2 separate regions of the Mus musculus genome follow, and region 2 is linked to region 1. A link is a loop called in an ENCODE intact Hi-C map of the cell type or tissue named here. Cell type or tissue: left cerebral cortex. All regions are shown on one strand.

Region 1 (8,000 bases):
GAATGATTAATTTATTTTACTTTTAACAAGTGGCCACCCTTAGATAGATAGATAGATAGATAGATAGATAGATAGATAGATAGATAGATAGATAGATAGATAGATGAATAGATGAATAGATGGATAGATGAATGATAGATAATAGGTGGGTGATAGATGGGTAGATAGATGGGTAGATAGATGGATAGACACATCCACAGACAGATATAGTTAGAAAGATGATATATTAGATAAGATGATAGGTACATACATACATACATACATACATAGACAGAGAGTTCTAGCAATGTTGCAGTGTAACCTGGTTCTGAGTCTGTGTGGGTGTGAGAATCTTGACCACAGGTACTACATGCCATTTCTTATTGTGCTACCACTGGGCCTGATATATGCTGAAAAGGCAATAAATATTCACTGAAGTAAACCAAATCACAATCAGAAAAGTAAGCACCTGAGCACTCCATGGCCTTCCCACCATTTGTTAAGACAGGGACCTTGTGTATAAATAAGGAAGCTTGCCCTGCTTTATAGGTGTTACACTTTACTGACTTGAGGATATTTTAAATTTTTGAATGATTAGTAAGCCAATTGCATACAATATAAAAATCATGACTATAAAAATAATATTATTTTACTGAAAAAGCTTATTTCCTTTAACAATCCTCATAAACATAGTCACTTTCCTTTATGGTTAATTAAAGAGTAATTCTGAGTGTAGAGAATGTATTACACCTGAAGAAGAAAGCCTGCGCTGTGTATCATTATTGTTTGCATCTAAGCGGACAGCCATCAGTAAGAAGAAAAGCCCTGTCATTCTTCTTGAGGAGTCAAATTTACTTTTCCTAAGTTGTTATTTGATAATCCAAGAGTTGCCACATGAGAGCAAAAATGAACACTGTGAGGTGAGAGCCAAATGCTGACTTCTCAGTAAAAGGACCAACACTTACATAATAATGCCAGAATAAATTCCCCAATGGCCTTCTGGGGAATTATTATAGAAGATCATTTGAATGGAATTCTACTTAAATGATTATCTGAACCATGAAGCCACCAAACCATTGAGAATCTATCTTCGTAGATGCCCTCAATTAGTCATAGAAACGGATCCAAAAGTAATGAGCCATACTACATAGATTTCAGCTGAATACTATAGGCAGAATAAAGCTATAGGCAGAATAAAGCTTTAACTTCCTTGCAATTTATTTCCATGTGAAATTATACTACCTAACACACCTTGAATAGAGAAAAACGCTGATCATTCTAATATTCCAAATGATGAGATTTGCGGTATTTGCTTCCATAAAGCAGCCAGCAGGATGCAGAATATTTCTGACTAAACTCATTAAAGATGGACTGATTTACCTTCGAGGGTGCATTAAGATCATTATTTCCCTCTGAAATGAAAAAATTTAGACGTTTCGCTTGCAATTAATAACATAGTGAATACAGACCAGGGTTCCGAAGGTCAACGTACAAACCTGGAGTCTTTTCCCTGTAAACTCAGTGCTCCTGAACAAATCAAATTATATATAAATCTATCATAATTGAGAGATGGATGGAGATTCCGGCAAGAACTAAGTCCTTCGTCTATTTACTAAGAATACAAATTGGTTTAAGTCACCAGGCATCTTTTTTTTCCAATTTTTTATTAGTTATTTACTTCATATACATTTCAAATGCTATCCTGAAAGTCCCCTATACCCCCCACCACCACTCCCCCCCCCACTCCCACTTCTTGGCCCTGGTGTTCCCCTGTACTGAGGCAGATAAAGTTTGCAAGACCAAGAGGCCTCTCTTCCCAATAATGGCCAACTAGCCCATCTTCTGCTACAAATGCAGCTAGAGAACCGAGCTCTGGGAGTACTGGTTAGTTCATATTGTTGTTCTACCTATAGGGTTGCAGACCCCACCAGGCATCTTTTTAAAACAAGAATCAATCCTATGGAAGGCTCACAACCAATTAAGTGTTTCTGCTACTGTTGTGGTTGGGTCTGAAATGCTTCCCACAGTTGTGTTTCTGGGGCTTGCTTCCCATCTATTTTGAAGATCACAGATTCTTTAAGAAGTAAGTCTTATCTAAAACAAGACCACAAGTGATTCAAGACCACCCTGATTCTGTCCTACATGTTCTGCCTCCAATTCTGCCAGGATGTGAACAGGTGTTGCCTCGAGCTCTTACTACCACAGACAAACTTGATCTGCTTTGGCTATCTCCTTCAACAAAGTATTAAGAAAAATTTTAACTTTCCCAAATACAGATTCCAAACACATGATGCACAAGAACAAATATGACAAAGATCCAGTACATGGTGATAAAATAAGAGACTAACTGTTCAGAGAGATTATTCATGGGATATGATAGATTTCCTTATTGGATGTCAAAGCATCACGAGTAATATTTGAGATGAAAGAAAATATCAGCACATAAGTTAGCAAATGGACAAATTATAATAATTGTAGACAAAGCAATATACATACTCCAGAACTTAACCTGAAGACAGAAAAAAGTTATTAAGTTCTTTGATGTCATCAACAAGACATCATTATGCCTGATATCACCATTACAGCTAAGCATCTATAAAAGTCTTAAAACAAGGAGTCAGATGATAAATTTTATTGGAATCTATTAGATGCCAGTAACATCTAATGTTACTATAGTTAATAAGTATATGTAATTAGAGCTTTAGTTTCCATATAAATGAGTGTTTTATATGCTGCCTGAAAAATATAAGCCACAAATGAAAAGGGATCCTGTGGTCACCCCAATTCCCATGGGTATCAAGTCTTCTTCATTGGCAGAGAAGAAAAAATAAATAAAAGATGTCTCAGCTGTAACATCCTCTTCTTGTCCAAGTTTGTAGGTCTGTTCTTGCATAATCATTTTCAAAACTAACACTAGTAAACTATACCAATGACTAAGGCCAGGAGGAGATTTCCATACTGCTGCAGGCTCTGTTGATGCCGTAACATTCAAGACAGGTGCTGTTTATGTATAAGAATTGAGACTTATGGCCTCAGAGATGGAGAAGCCTCAAAGCAATGAAACTCACCAATTTTCTATCAAGTTAAAAAAATGTATATGGCAAATGGCAAACGTGAAATTGGAGTAGGAGGTCTCGTCTGTTCATTGAGTAGAACTACTGTTCTTGTTAAAAAAATGTAAATGGTTAAACCCACATTTTTCACCCACATTGGGTATCTACTGTATAACACACATGTTATTTTTCACTCAAGAAAACATTACTGCTAGGAATAGACAATTTAATTTAGATCATTTAGAGACTAAGTGAATGCAGCAAGTCTAAAAGACTATTGTGTTGAGATTTTAAATTCAAAACTATGTACCTTTATGTCAAAACTTCTCTTCATGCCATAATGAAAAGGATTGGTTCGCACGGTATGGATTAGCTGTTCTGATCATCTAAACTCTATGTGCATTTCTAATTACATTGTATCAAAATAAAAGTCAAATCTACAAATATGTGTTCAGATGATAATCTGTAAGTATTCATTTTAAAATGCCTACAAAAAGCAACTAACTGCTGGATCAGTAGTTGACATTTAAAAGCATAAAAGTTTTGCACTGATCAAGTACTAAGTTTCCTTGAATAGGTTATAGGCACCAAGAAACACGCTAACATAGAAGGGGGAAAATTCACAGGGTTCTAACCATACAGGCAACTAAGAAATGCTGAGAACAAGAGAAAGAAGTCTTTTGCAAGGGACAGTTCCTCGATTGCTGTACAGTTTACCAAGCTGCCAGCCCTGAAATCATACACACAAAAGTAATATTACATGGAATCAGTAAACTGTACTTACATATGTAGGAGTGAATATAGACCATACAACAATTACGGAAAAGAGCCAAGAAGTGAACGATGTAAGAACGAGAGAGAGAGAGAGAGAGAGAGAGAGAGAGAGAGAGAGAGAGAGAGAGAGAGAGAGAGAGGCATAATATTGGGGGTACATGAGAAAAGTAGGAGAGAAAAGGGAAAAATAAAATGTTGCAATATTTTAATTTCAAAAATTTGAAGAGTCATAGGCATCTAAAGACTGCTAAGAAAGAGAGAATAAGTGTTCCCCAGAAATAAATATCTAAAATGGTTATCCAATTCCAAGTGGCCAGCCCTAAAAATGTGTATATAAGCAATACTAAACACAATCAGCAGATTGCATTTATATAGTTCTTTGTATTACTTGAATATATATAACAACAATAATTAATTATTTGGGAGCATGGATTTGAAAATAAGTAGAGAGGGAAGAACATAGTAGTGTTTAAAGGGAAAGAGAAATGATGCCATCATATTTAATTTTTTATTAGATATTTTCTTTATTTACATTTCAAATGTTATCCCCTTTTCTGGTTTCCCCTCCAAAACCCCCATTCCCTCGCCCCTTCTCCTGCTCCACAACCCACCCACTCCTGCTTCCTGGCCCTGGCATTCCCCTATACTGGGGCATAGAACCTGCACAGGGCCAAGGGCCTCTTCTCCCATTGAAGACTAACTACGCCATCCTCTGCTACGTATTCAGCTAGAGTCACGAGTCCCACCATGTGTTTTCTTTGGTTGGTGGTTTAGTCCCAGGGAGCTTTGGGGGTATTGTTTAGTTCATATTATTGTTCCTCCTATGGGGCTGGAAATCCCTTCATCTCCTTGGGTACTTTCTCTAGCTCCTTCATTGGGGACCCTGTGCTCCATCCAATGGATGACTGTGAGCATCCACTTCTCTATTTGCCAGGCACTGGTAGGGCCTCTCAGGATACAGTTATCTCAGGTTCCTGTCAGTAAGCTCTTGTAGGCATCAACGATAGTGTCTGGGTTTGGTGGTTGTCTATGGGATGGATCCCTAGGTGGGGCAGTCTCTGGATGGTCCTTCCTTCAGTCTCTGCTCCGAAAGTTGTCTCTGTAACTCTTTCCATGGGTATTTTGTTCCCCCCTCTAAGAAGGAGCAAAGTATCCACACTTTGGTCTTCCTTCTTGAGTTTCATGTGTTTTGTGAATTGTATCTTGGGTATTCCAAGATTCTGGGCTAATATCCACTTATCAGTGAGTGCATATCATGTGTGTTCTTTTGTGATTGGGTTGCCTCACTCAGGATGATATCCTCCAGATCCATCCATTTGTCTAAGAATTTCATAAATTCATTGTTTTTAATAGCTGAGTAGCACTCCATTGTGTAAATGTACCACATTTTCCACATCCATTCCTTTGTTGAGGAACATCTGGGCTCTTTACAGCTTCTGGCTATCATAAATAAGGCTGCTACGAACATAGTGAAGCATGTGTCCTTACTACATGTTGAAACATCTTCTGAGTGTATGCCCAGGAGTGGTATTGCTGGATCCTCTGATAGTGCTATATCCAATTTTCTCAGGAACCTCCAAACTGATTTCCAGAGTGGTTATACCAGCTTGCAATCCCACCAGCAATGGAGGAGTGTACCGCTTCCTCAACATCCTCAATATCCTTCCATGAATCCAGCCCTCCAAAGGATAATAAAAGGATAACTTCAACACAAGGAGGGAAACTACACCCTAGAAAAAGCAAGAAAGTAATCTTTCAACAAACCTAAAAGAAGATAACCACATGAATAGAATCCCAACTCTATTGAATTACTTTTTAAAAAATAAAAAAAAAAATCATTAACATCAGTGATCATTTAGGGATCCCTTAAAGTTTCTCAGATTAAAAACCACAAAATTAATATGGTTCTAAATGTTTTGTGTAAACAAAAAAAAACTGAGTTTGTATCAAATCATCAAATTTTACCTCTTCTGTTTCCATGAAAATATCTTTAAAAATAAAACTAGAAAAGCAACATTGCCACTAAAATGTTAGCAGCCTCGGTCATATCTTTTAAAAATCTGCTTCTCTTGTAACTTCTATTTTTATCATACTTTATTGTATTCCAAATTTTTATTTCATTATAGGCACTCAAAAAAGGAGCAATGACTAAATAAAAACGAAATGAAGAAGCTGCATAGTGAGGTAAAAGATTAATTGAGAATGGGAATGTGTCATATCTCCGTTTCAACAACACATAACAGAATTTAACAGATGTTTTTTGTTCAGAAAAAAAAAATTGTAGAAGGTTTCTGGGGAACATGCATAAAAGATCTTTAGACTCTATAAGTAGAATTTATTTGCAGTTCAGATAGTCTGAAATTTGAAATTTTGTTTCTCTTACTTCCTTCTAATTATTCATCGGCCAAGGAATGAATTGTAAATTTCTTGAGGTTTGGAAACTTTTTTTTCCATTTTTTATTAGGTATTTAGCTCATTTACATTTCCAATGCTATACCAAAAGTCCCCCATACCCACCCACCCCCACTCCCCTGCCCAGACACTCCCCCTTTTTGGCCATGGCGTTCCCCTGTACTGGGGCATATAAAGTTTGCAAGTCCAATGGGCCTCTCTTTCCAGTGATGGCCGACTAGGCCATGTTTTGATATATATGCAGCTAGAGTCAAGAGCTCCGGGGTACTGGTTAGTTCATAATGTTGTTCCACCTATAGGGTTGCAGATCCCTTTAGCTCCTTGGGTACTTTCTTTAGCTCCTCCATTGGGAGCCCGGTGATCCATCCATTAGCTGACTGTGAGCATCCACTTCTGTGTTTGCTAGGCCCCGGCATAGTCTCACAAGAGACAGCTACATCTGGGTCCTTTCAATAAAATCTTGCTAGTGTATGCAATGGTGTCAGCGTTTGGATGCTGATTATGGGGTGGATCCCTGGATATGGCAGTCTCTACATGGTCCATCCTTTCATCTCAGCTCCAAACTTTGTCTCTGTAACTCCTTCCATGGGTGTTTTGTTCCCAATTCTAAGGAGGGGCATAGTGTCCACACTTCAGTCTTCATTCTTCTTGAGTTTCATGTGTTTAGGAAATTGTATCTTATATCTTGGGTATCCTAGGTTTGGGGCTAATATCCACTTATCAGTGAGTACATATTGTGTGAGTTCCTTTGTGAATGTGTTACCTCACTCAGGATGATGCCCAGATGTAGCTATCTCTTGTGAGACTATGCCGGGGCCTAGCAAACACAGAAGTGGATGCTCACAGTCAGCTAATGGATGGATCACAGGGCTCCCAATGGAGGAGCTAGAGAAAGAACCCAAGGAGCTAAAGGGATCTGCAACCCTATAGGTGGAACATTATGAACTAACCAGTACCCCGGATCTCTTGACTCTAGCTGCATATGTAACAAAAGATGGCCTAAGCGGCCATCACTGGAAAGAGAGGCCCATTGGACACGTAAACTTTGTATGCCCCAGTACAGGGGAACGCCAGGGCCAAAAAGGGGGAGTGGGTGGGTAGGGGAGTGGGGGTGGGTGGGTATGGGGGAATTTTGGTATAGCATTGGAAATGTAAATGAGCTAAATACCTAATAAAAAATGGAAAATAAAATAAAATAAATAAATAAGGCTGCTATGAACATAGTGGAGCATGTGTCCTTCTTATCAGTTGGGGCATCTTCAGGATATATGCCCCCGAGAGGTATTCCTGGATCCTCCGGTAGTACTATGTCCAATTTTCTGAGGAACTGCCAGACTGATTTCCAGAGTGGTTGTACAAGCCTGCAATCCCACCAACAATGGAGGAGTGTTCCTCTTTCTCCACATCCACGCCACCATCTGCTGACACCTGAATTTTTGATCTTAGCCATCCTGACTGGTGTGAGGTGGAATCTCAGGGTTGTTTTGATTAGCATTTCCCTGATGATTAAGGATGTTGAAAATTTTTTCAGATGTTTCTCTGCCATTCGGTATTCCTCAGGTGAGAATTTTTTGTTCAGTTCTGAGCCCCATTTTTTAATGGGGTTATTTGATTTTCTGAAGTCCCCCTTCTTGAGTTCTTTATATATGTTGGATATTAGTCCCCTATCTGATTTAGGATAGGTAATGATCCTTTCCCAATCTGTTGGTGGTCTTTTTGTCTTACTGACGGTGTCTTTTGCCTTGCAGAAACTTTGGAGTTTCATTAGGTCCCATTTGTCAA
Region 2 (8,000 bases), 240 kb before region 1:
CATTGCACCCCAGAAAATTGGATTCACAAAAGCCTACTGGCCCAAGAACACACACATAAGCAACAGGACCAACAGTAAAAATTAAGGTGTCTAATTACAAAGATAATGACCTGGACTCTATGGGAGCAAGCTACTCTTTTGATTGTACATGCACTGAGAAAGGCATATGGACCTGAGAGCAATCATCGCAGAGAAATACAAGAGTGTGAAGAAGTATTTAGATGGCATATTTACTTTCCCCCTATTCTGCAGCTCGAGTTTTTTGATATGGCCATGACCTTCAAATGCAACAGTTAGCTAGGCTAGTTACTTGTGCTGAGGCCTTGCAATGTACTTGGAACTTAAATGCCGTCAGGGCACCTTTCCTCTCCTGGCCATTTTGAGATGGACTCTAGACTTAAATGCTCCGTGGCTACTTTAGATTTAATAGGTTTAAGCTGGGCTACCAGGACTGCTATGGCAACAACGAAACAAAATGGAAATGTCTGTGGTCTGAGAAAGGCAGTGATTAAACTTTCAAATTATTCTTGACTAGCTCTCCAAATTTTAAATGTCAGGGCATTTAGAAAGCAGTGACAGGCCTTAGTTTCTAGAGAATTTCTTGAGAATAATTTGGGGGAGCTTAGATACATATGTATTGGTAAAAATTCACTCATAGCCTTTGTCTGTTGTGATACAAATAAAACACATGGTTTACTCAGAAGTACAAGGGCTCTTCCGTGTATTCTTGGTGAAGAAAAGATTTAAATTTTCACTTTATCTATGGCTAACATTCATCATAAGAAATAAAAAGTCCTGAGTTTGCTTAACCAAAATTGCAACAAAAAAAGTTTTCCACTGGTTGAAGAATTGTTTCAACTGACTCCAAGGATTCGTGAAAGACAAGAGTTTATTACTTACTCTGCATTTATGGGAACTGGAATACAAGTGTTTTGACAAAGTTTATCAATTTTAAATTAAATTTAGTACACATTTGTCTGAGACAAAAACTGTTGGCAGAACAAAGACCCATTACACTTTTAAACCTTGTCAACTCCTACCGGGGATAACTATCAGTAAAAACTTTCTAGGCACTAGTTATAACCGAGCACCAAGAGCATTTTTACTTTTTCTGTGAAGTATTTAATTTAAAAAAGAAGGGGATATTTTATGGAGAGGAGCTGAGTTCAGGAGAGCGAACTGGGAAATGTCTTTTAAGGTGAAAAGACATGCAGCCGAGAGTCCAATTTTGAGCCATCTGTCTGAACATCCCGAGGAAGCCTGGGGGTAAAGAGAAAGAAGGAATTACCTGCTTCAGAGTAGTCTCAGCTAGAGCTGAAGGGAAGATTGCTGGCCTCTGCCAACAAAGGAAAATTTGAAGACAAATAATACTTATTGTAAGGTGAAATTGCAACTCTCTATCTCAGAGGTGTACTGGGTATCTACTCAGATGAGCAGTAGTAAAGCTAACTTACTGATTACAGGGGAATGCCAGGGCCAAAAAATGGGAATGGGTGGGTAGGGAAGTAGGGGGGAGGGTATGGGGAACTTTTGGGATAGCACTCTAAATGTAATTGAGGAAAATACGTAATAATAAAAAATATTAAAAAAAAATAAATAAAATAAAAATGATTTTAAGTAAAAAAAAAAAGAAAATATTTTAACCAAACAGCTGGATTTTATAGATATTGATAAAGATGACATCATCCTCAGAAGAAGCAGCTCAGCAAGTTACTGTCAGGCTTTCATATTTGTGAAATTTTATTTCATGTCTTCATAGGTTGTGAGCCTGGCCTTTAATGACTGAGCCACCTCTCCAGCCCTACTCAGGATTTTAATATGTGAATGTGTAGATCTTTAGCGTCCTAAGACTAAGAAAAGCCCATTATTTCTGTCCATTCTAACTTTGGAATGAATTTGTTATCTGTGAAAAATCTGTGCTTCTAAAACTTTCAATTCACATTCCCTTTTGATTCAGTTAAAAGAAACCCCTCCATCCCTCCACCCTCCACCCTTCCATCCTTACATCCCTCTAACCCTCCATCCCTCCATCGCTCCATCCCTCCACTCTTTGAGTGGAGCTTTCTCCTCCTTTGGATTCTAATGCTAAGTGATGTTTATCTGGTTTACCATATTCATCCCCTGAATTTTCCTGAAAGATGTGCCATGAAGCAAACACTGCCAGATGCTGGGCAAACAAGTTTACATGTCAAAAAGCTTCAAAGTAGCTTCTTCTAGCTCTATTCCACATTCTCTCTGACCTTAGATGTTAGGCCACATCAGAAAAGATATCTTAAATGGGAAAGATAAATAGAACAGAGCTGCCAGTAAATCCTTCCTAAAAGCTCCAAGCATGCAGGCATTTAGTAAAGGAAATGCTTTTTCCTTTCTGTTTCTGTAAGGCTGCTGCTTCAGATGGTGACAAGGTCAAACTGGTTGTTCTTGAGCTAAGAAAGCAGATGCTCAAGCCGACTGGCTTTGAGAAGTGTTTCTATTCCAGGCAATCATTTACAGAGAGTCACCTATGTTCAAGGCTCAAGGAAAGTGCTGAGATGAGAGATGGTTATGAAAAGAGTATGGCTCTGCTCCCAGGGAATGTAATGGATGCCCTTAAGCACCGAGGATGAAAGGGTGGAAACGCCCAGTGTCCTGAGAGAGGAAACTACCTACCCTAAATATGAGAATACCCAAACAAAACCAGAGCGCATAGATTTCTGTGTAGATAAATCCCCCTCTTTTTCTTTGTGGTTGTTAACTCAGCATTCCTCTCTCAATTACTCTTCTCATTTCAGAAATGGGTTCTCATTGGACCTGACACCTGAACATCAATGTAGAGACATTAGAATGTAAGTTTACATGCTGCATTGGCACAGGCTAGATATGATGAGGCCCTTGCTTTAATCTGAGCTTAAACACAAGAAGATGCTACTGGTAGAAAAGGCAGAAGAGAGATTGATGAAGTAAAAGCCACCCTTTAAGAACTGAGGGCCAACTGGCCTGCCACAACTGCCTCACATCTGAGTTCTAGAGTTATCTGTAAAATATGGGGGGATGAATTCTACCTATGAGTTGCTTGTGGTTACTTCTCAGGGCTAGCCTCTCACATACCTCCATCTGAGTGGGCAAACAGACTGTGTGCACCAAACGCTTGTGTTTCTAATATTCACATATTCAAGAAATGTGCCAGGAGCTGGGAGAAGATGCTCTGAAGACAAGAATTTAATGAGAAAATGAACAATACATTTTCCTGTGAGGAACACCTCAACAATGCCTACTACGTTCTTCTCACCACCTTCATGGCTAAAATTCCTCATTCAACTAGGAACTTAAGATGTGAAGCCCCACTTCTCAGGAAAGCTTCAGTCTGGGGCCAATGCAAATTGTTAGTCACTCTTCTTCCTGCCCTCCCCTTCCCCTGCCTAGACTTCATATTCATCTATGGACCCATGAGCATTTTGCCACCCACTGGGGATATTTAGAAATAAACACATTATTTGAAAGGACATTTATAAGCTTGGAAATTTATGTTATCAGTTTACTTGTTTTTTTCCTGAAATAAACATATTTTTAAATTCTTTTCTGTTGATGTTATGGCAATTAGGTGAAGGACTTACACAGAAAACTTCCTTTCTGTTTGTTAAATGCCATAATAGTTCATGGTCTGATGAAAACATAGTGAATAAGGCTCAAGTTGGAATGTTTAGATTGGATATAAAGCCAAATGGGTATGACATGTAAATTAATTTTTAAAATCTTAACTAATGATGGCTGTGAAGATTTCATCATTGATAGAACAAAGACTTCAGGATAGTGTAGAGAAAAAAACCTGGGAGATGGCAGCAACACGAGAAAAGAGATCTCAAAATGAGTATATCATCATCATCATGTTGTTATTATTATAAAACTTCTTAACCATATTTCTTCCTCATAATTGTTTTCAGTCCTCACAAATATCATGACTTTTATCTAAACTGAGAAAAAAAACCACACCATACTCATTAAATACAAGGAAGGAAGGAAGGAAGGAAGGAAGGAAGGAAGGAAGGAAGGGGATGGAAAGGAAAGGGAAAGGAAGGGGAAAGGGGAAGGGAAAGGGAAAGGAAGGGGAAAGGGGAAGGGGAAAAGGGAAGGGGAGGGGAAGGGAAGGGGAAGGGAAGGGGAAGGGAAGGGAAGGGGAAAGGGGAAGGGAAGGGGAAAGGGGAAGGGGCAGGGGAAAGGGGAAGGGGCAGGGAAGGGAGAAGGGGGAAGGGGCAGGGGAAGGGGAAAGGGGAAGGGGGAAGGGGAAAGGGGAAGGGGGAAGGGGAAAGGGGAAGGGGCAGGGGAAGGGGAAAGGGGAAGGGGGAAAGGGAAAGGGGAAGGGGCAAGGGGCAGGGGAAGGGGAAAGGGGAAGGGGGAAAGGGAAAGGGGAAGGGGCAAGGGGCAGGGGAAGGGGAAAGGGGAAGGGGAAGGGGAAAGGGGAAGGAGAAGGGGAAGGGGAAGGGGAAGGGGAAGGGGAAGGGGAAGGGGAAGGGGAAGGGGAAGGGAAGGGAAGGGAACTATTCTCTCATGCTATCATCTCAACTCTCAAAATGTGTAGGATGGCACTGCTGTTTTCCCCAGAGCTCCCTCAGTGTTGGGGCTTTTCCAGTAAAATATGTAACACTGGAAATAAATCTGCTTTTTAAAATAGTTCAGATAGCATGCATGGCTAACAAAAATCACCATCGGTCACATCCCACCAAGAAAGGTGGATGGGTTAGGAAGGTGTGTTAATTTTCACTGCACAGGTAGTATGCTGCACAACTGCACACCAATAGAAGACCAAAGCCCTGAGATTATCATTAATTTCAAGGTTTATAAGCAAACACAATCAGTAAAGTATGGTATGAGTATATAAACACCTCCAGTCCTAAAATCCAAAATGTTTCAAAGTTCTAAATTGTTTGAACACTGGACATGATACACATAAAAAATATAGTGGTTTGATTTTCATATAAACTGTCCTAGCAAAAAATATAAATACACTGAAAATATTATATATAATCAGCCTCACATTGCATGGATAAGTTATATGTGGAAAAATAATGAATTCTACGTTTGACTTAAGCTCCATCATTAAGATGTCTCACTGTCAATGTGCCAAGATCTAAATGAACTATTAAACTTTTCTGGTCCCAAGCATTTGAAACAGGGTCACTAAGCCTATATCTATACTTTTAGCAAGGTAAGTATTGAATCGTGTGTTCTGTAAAAGATATACTTCTGTTTCAGTTCTGGAGGGATAACTACTTCATGGGTTTAGTAGGAGACAATATCTGTGTACATATGTAATATATTTAGCTCAGTGATTACCTTACCTTCCCATGAGATGGCCACGTCTGTGTTCTACACCTCCATTTCATTGGCTCATTGCTCAAATATCCAAAATATTCACAGGCTGTAGGGCATCTCAGTTATACCGTATGAGATAAAACAGAAAATATCTTTTCTAGTAGAACTTAACATACCAGAGCCAACAAAAGATAATAAGCATATGAGTAAAATGAATGATAAGTCAGGAAAACTGATTCTTGCCTTTTATAAATTAAAACAACAAAGAGTGTAGGACCAGCCATTAGGTTTCTAGACTGGGGTGAATAAAAGTTAAGAGGGGGGTCTTTCATTGCTCAGAAATGTTTCCATAGTATTTTTCTATGAGTTGATTATGATATGCCTTCTAGGAATATTTATGTATATAAGTTTTGAGTTTTGTGTAATTTTTGAGGAGAAAAAATTTTAATCAAATTTTCAAGGCTACTTGGAAAGTAGATCAATACCCCCCAAACCCTAACACCATAGTTCATTGCTCACACTATAAAGATGCAACATAGCCAAAACAGCATTGGTGGTCAGACATGGCAGCTCAGAACTGTAATGCTAACACTTGAGAAGCTGAAGCAGAGGGGTGAAGCAGAGGGGTTGCCACAAACGTAAGTCTATCTTATACTATATAACAAGTACAGCTGGGACTGCATAGCAAGAAATTGGCTACAAAGGAAAGAAGTTGCAAGAAACTTGAAGTCAAATTTCTTGTCTAATTATTTACCCAGCCACTTCAGACTTACACAATCATACATGCATATTTTAATCATGTCATGCTTAAATAAATTTATGTTGTACACATAGTGCTATTTGTTACTTAAAGGGGTAATAAAACCATAGTGATATAACTTCTATTGCCCCAAAGATGCTCGACACACTGCAGCCTGATAATGTTGATACATTGCATCCTGTAGTTATCTCTGCAATGGCATTGGCCAGTACTGAAGTTAGGGAAGAAAAACCAATTAAGTGTGTACTAAATCAACACCTACATTGTGCATGGAAGCTCCAACTAACGTGAATGCTTCTACCTGTTCCAGGATTCAAGACACAGCCAGGAGCGACCATGTGGATTTCTGCTCACTCTCCATTCTTGCCCTGCAAAAGCAGCACAATGATGTGGCCATTGTGGCCAGTTCTTCATCACCTGCCTCCTCTGCATACTCTGTGTGGTATCAAGGAGCCCAACGAAATCCTGAGTCCTCATGGGTGAAATGGATCTACTGTAGCCCCAAACTTTTATCCCATCCTGAAAAATCTTGTTATTTTCATAAAGTGTTGATATGGTAAGCAAATGGATGCAAGAAGCATTGTTTCATTGTCGAAAAAGATAACCTATCCAGAGTTTCCTGACCATGACTTTCAGAGGACTTCCACCCTAACATCTGACAGAACCAGACTAATACGGTTGGCAAATTTTACTGATAACATCTGAAGAGTGGTCTACAACATTTTAAAAATGACAAAGGAGACATGCTGGGAACAGAATACAAACTAGAGCTCAGTTTCAGTGGTAAGAATTACATTTTACGTGGTGTTTTTGAATATGATGAATAGGTTTTGTTTTATTTGTTGTGATTTGTCTTCTTATTGCAATACAACAATGCCTAAGGTGCTAGTTTAGAATATACAATTTGGTGGCATTTACTGTGGTCACAGGGAAACAGCAATTACCACAGCCTTCTAATTTCAGAGCCATTGTGTCACCTCTAAAGGAAGATTGTCCTTACTATCTACCACCTTTTATGATCTACCTTATATTTACGAGTAAGGAGGTGTAGATAACGTACATCTCAGAGGAAAGGTTAATACCACAAGTGAAGAACTCAGAGGCTATTGGGGCTAAGGGTCCTACTGTTGAGACTGGTGCAGAAATCCACAGTGAAAAGAACAGCCAATCAAAAAACAGCTTCGGTGAAGTAGCTGGATATAAAATTAACTCAAACAAGTCAATGGCCTTTCTCTACACAAAGAATAAACAGGCTGAGAAAGAAATTAGGGAAACAACACCCTTCTCAATAGCCACAAATAATATAAAATATCTCGGCGTGACTCTAACGAAGGAAGTGAAAGATCTGTATGATAAAAACTTCAAGTCCCTGAAGAAAGAAATTAAAGAAGATCTCAGAAGATGGAAAGATCTCCCATGCTCATGGATTGGCAGGACCAACATTGTAAAAATGGCTATCTTGCCAAAAGCAATCTACAGATTCAATGCAATCCCCATTAAAATTCCAACTCAATTCTTCAACGAATTAGAAGGAGCAATTTGCAAATTCATCTGGAATAACAAAAAACCGAGGATAGCAAAAACTCTTCTCAAGGATAAAAGAACCTCTGGTGGAATCACCATGCCTGACCTAAAGCTTTACTACAGAGCAATTGTGATAAAAACTGCATGGTACTGGTATAGAGACAGACAAGTGGACCAATGGAATAGAATTGAAGACCCAGAAATGAACCCACACACCTATGGTCACTTGATCTTCGACAAGGGAGCCAAAACCATCCAGTGGAAGAAAGACAGCATTTTCAACAATTGGTGCTGGCACAACTGGTTGTTATCATGTAGAAGAATGCGAATCGATCCATACTTATCTCCTTGTACTAAGGTCAAATCTAAGTGGATCAAGGAACTTCACATAAAACCAGAGACACTGAAACTTATAGAGGAGAAAGTG

The links. Hi-C counts contacts between places; a loop is a spot of excess contacts. Peaks named below come from ENCODE experiments on the same cell type or tissue, not always from the same donor. Only the 100,000 strongest peaks of a DNase experiment are listed, where the experiment ranks them.
Region 2: it touches region 1 in a loop (4-fold over the local background); 11 of 42 quality-filtered maps call a loop at or near these places.

Annotation. Positions count from the first base shown.
Region 1 is chr17:82,710,100-82,718,099 of GRCm38, forward strand. No RefSeq gene overlaps it. Among named protein-coding and RNA genes, the nearest start is that of Gm34211, 94 kb to the left of the region's middle. In left cerebral cortex, no CTCF peak of the experiment used is centred here; a DNase peak (open chromatin) is centred at 3,101.
Region 2 is chr17:82,474,429-82,482,428 of GRCm38, forward strand. No RefSeq gene overlaps it. Among named protein-coding and RNA genes, the nearest start is that of Gm34211, 140 kb to the right of the region's middle. In left cerebral cortex, no CTCF peak of the experiment used is centred here; DNase peaks (open chromatin) are centred at 2,430 and 4,624.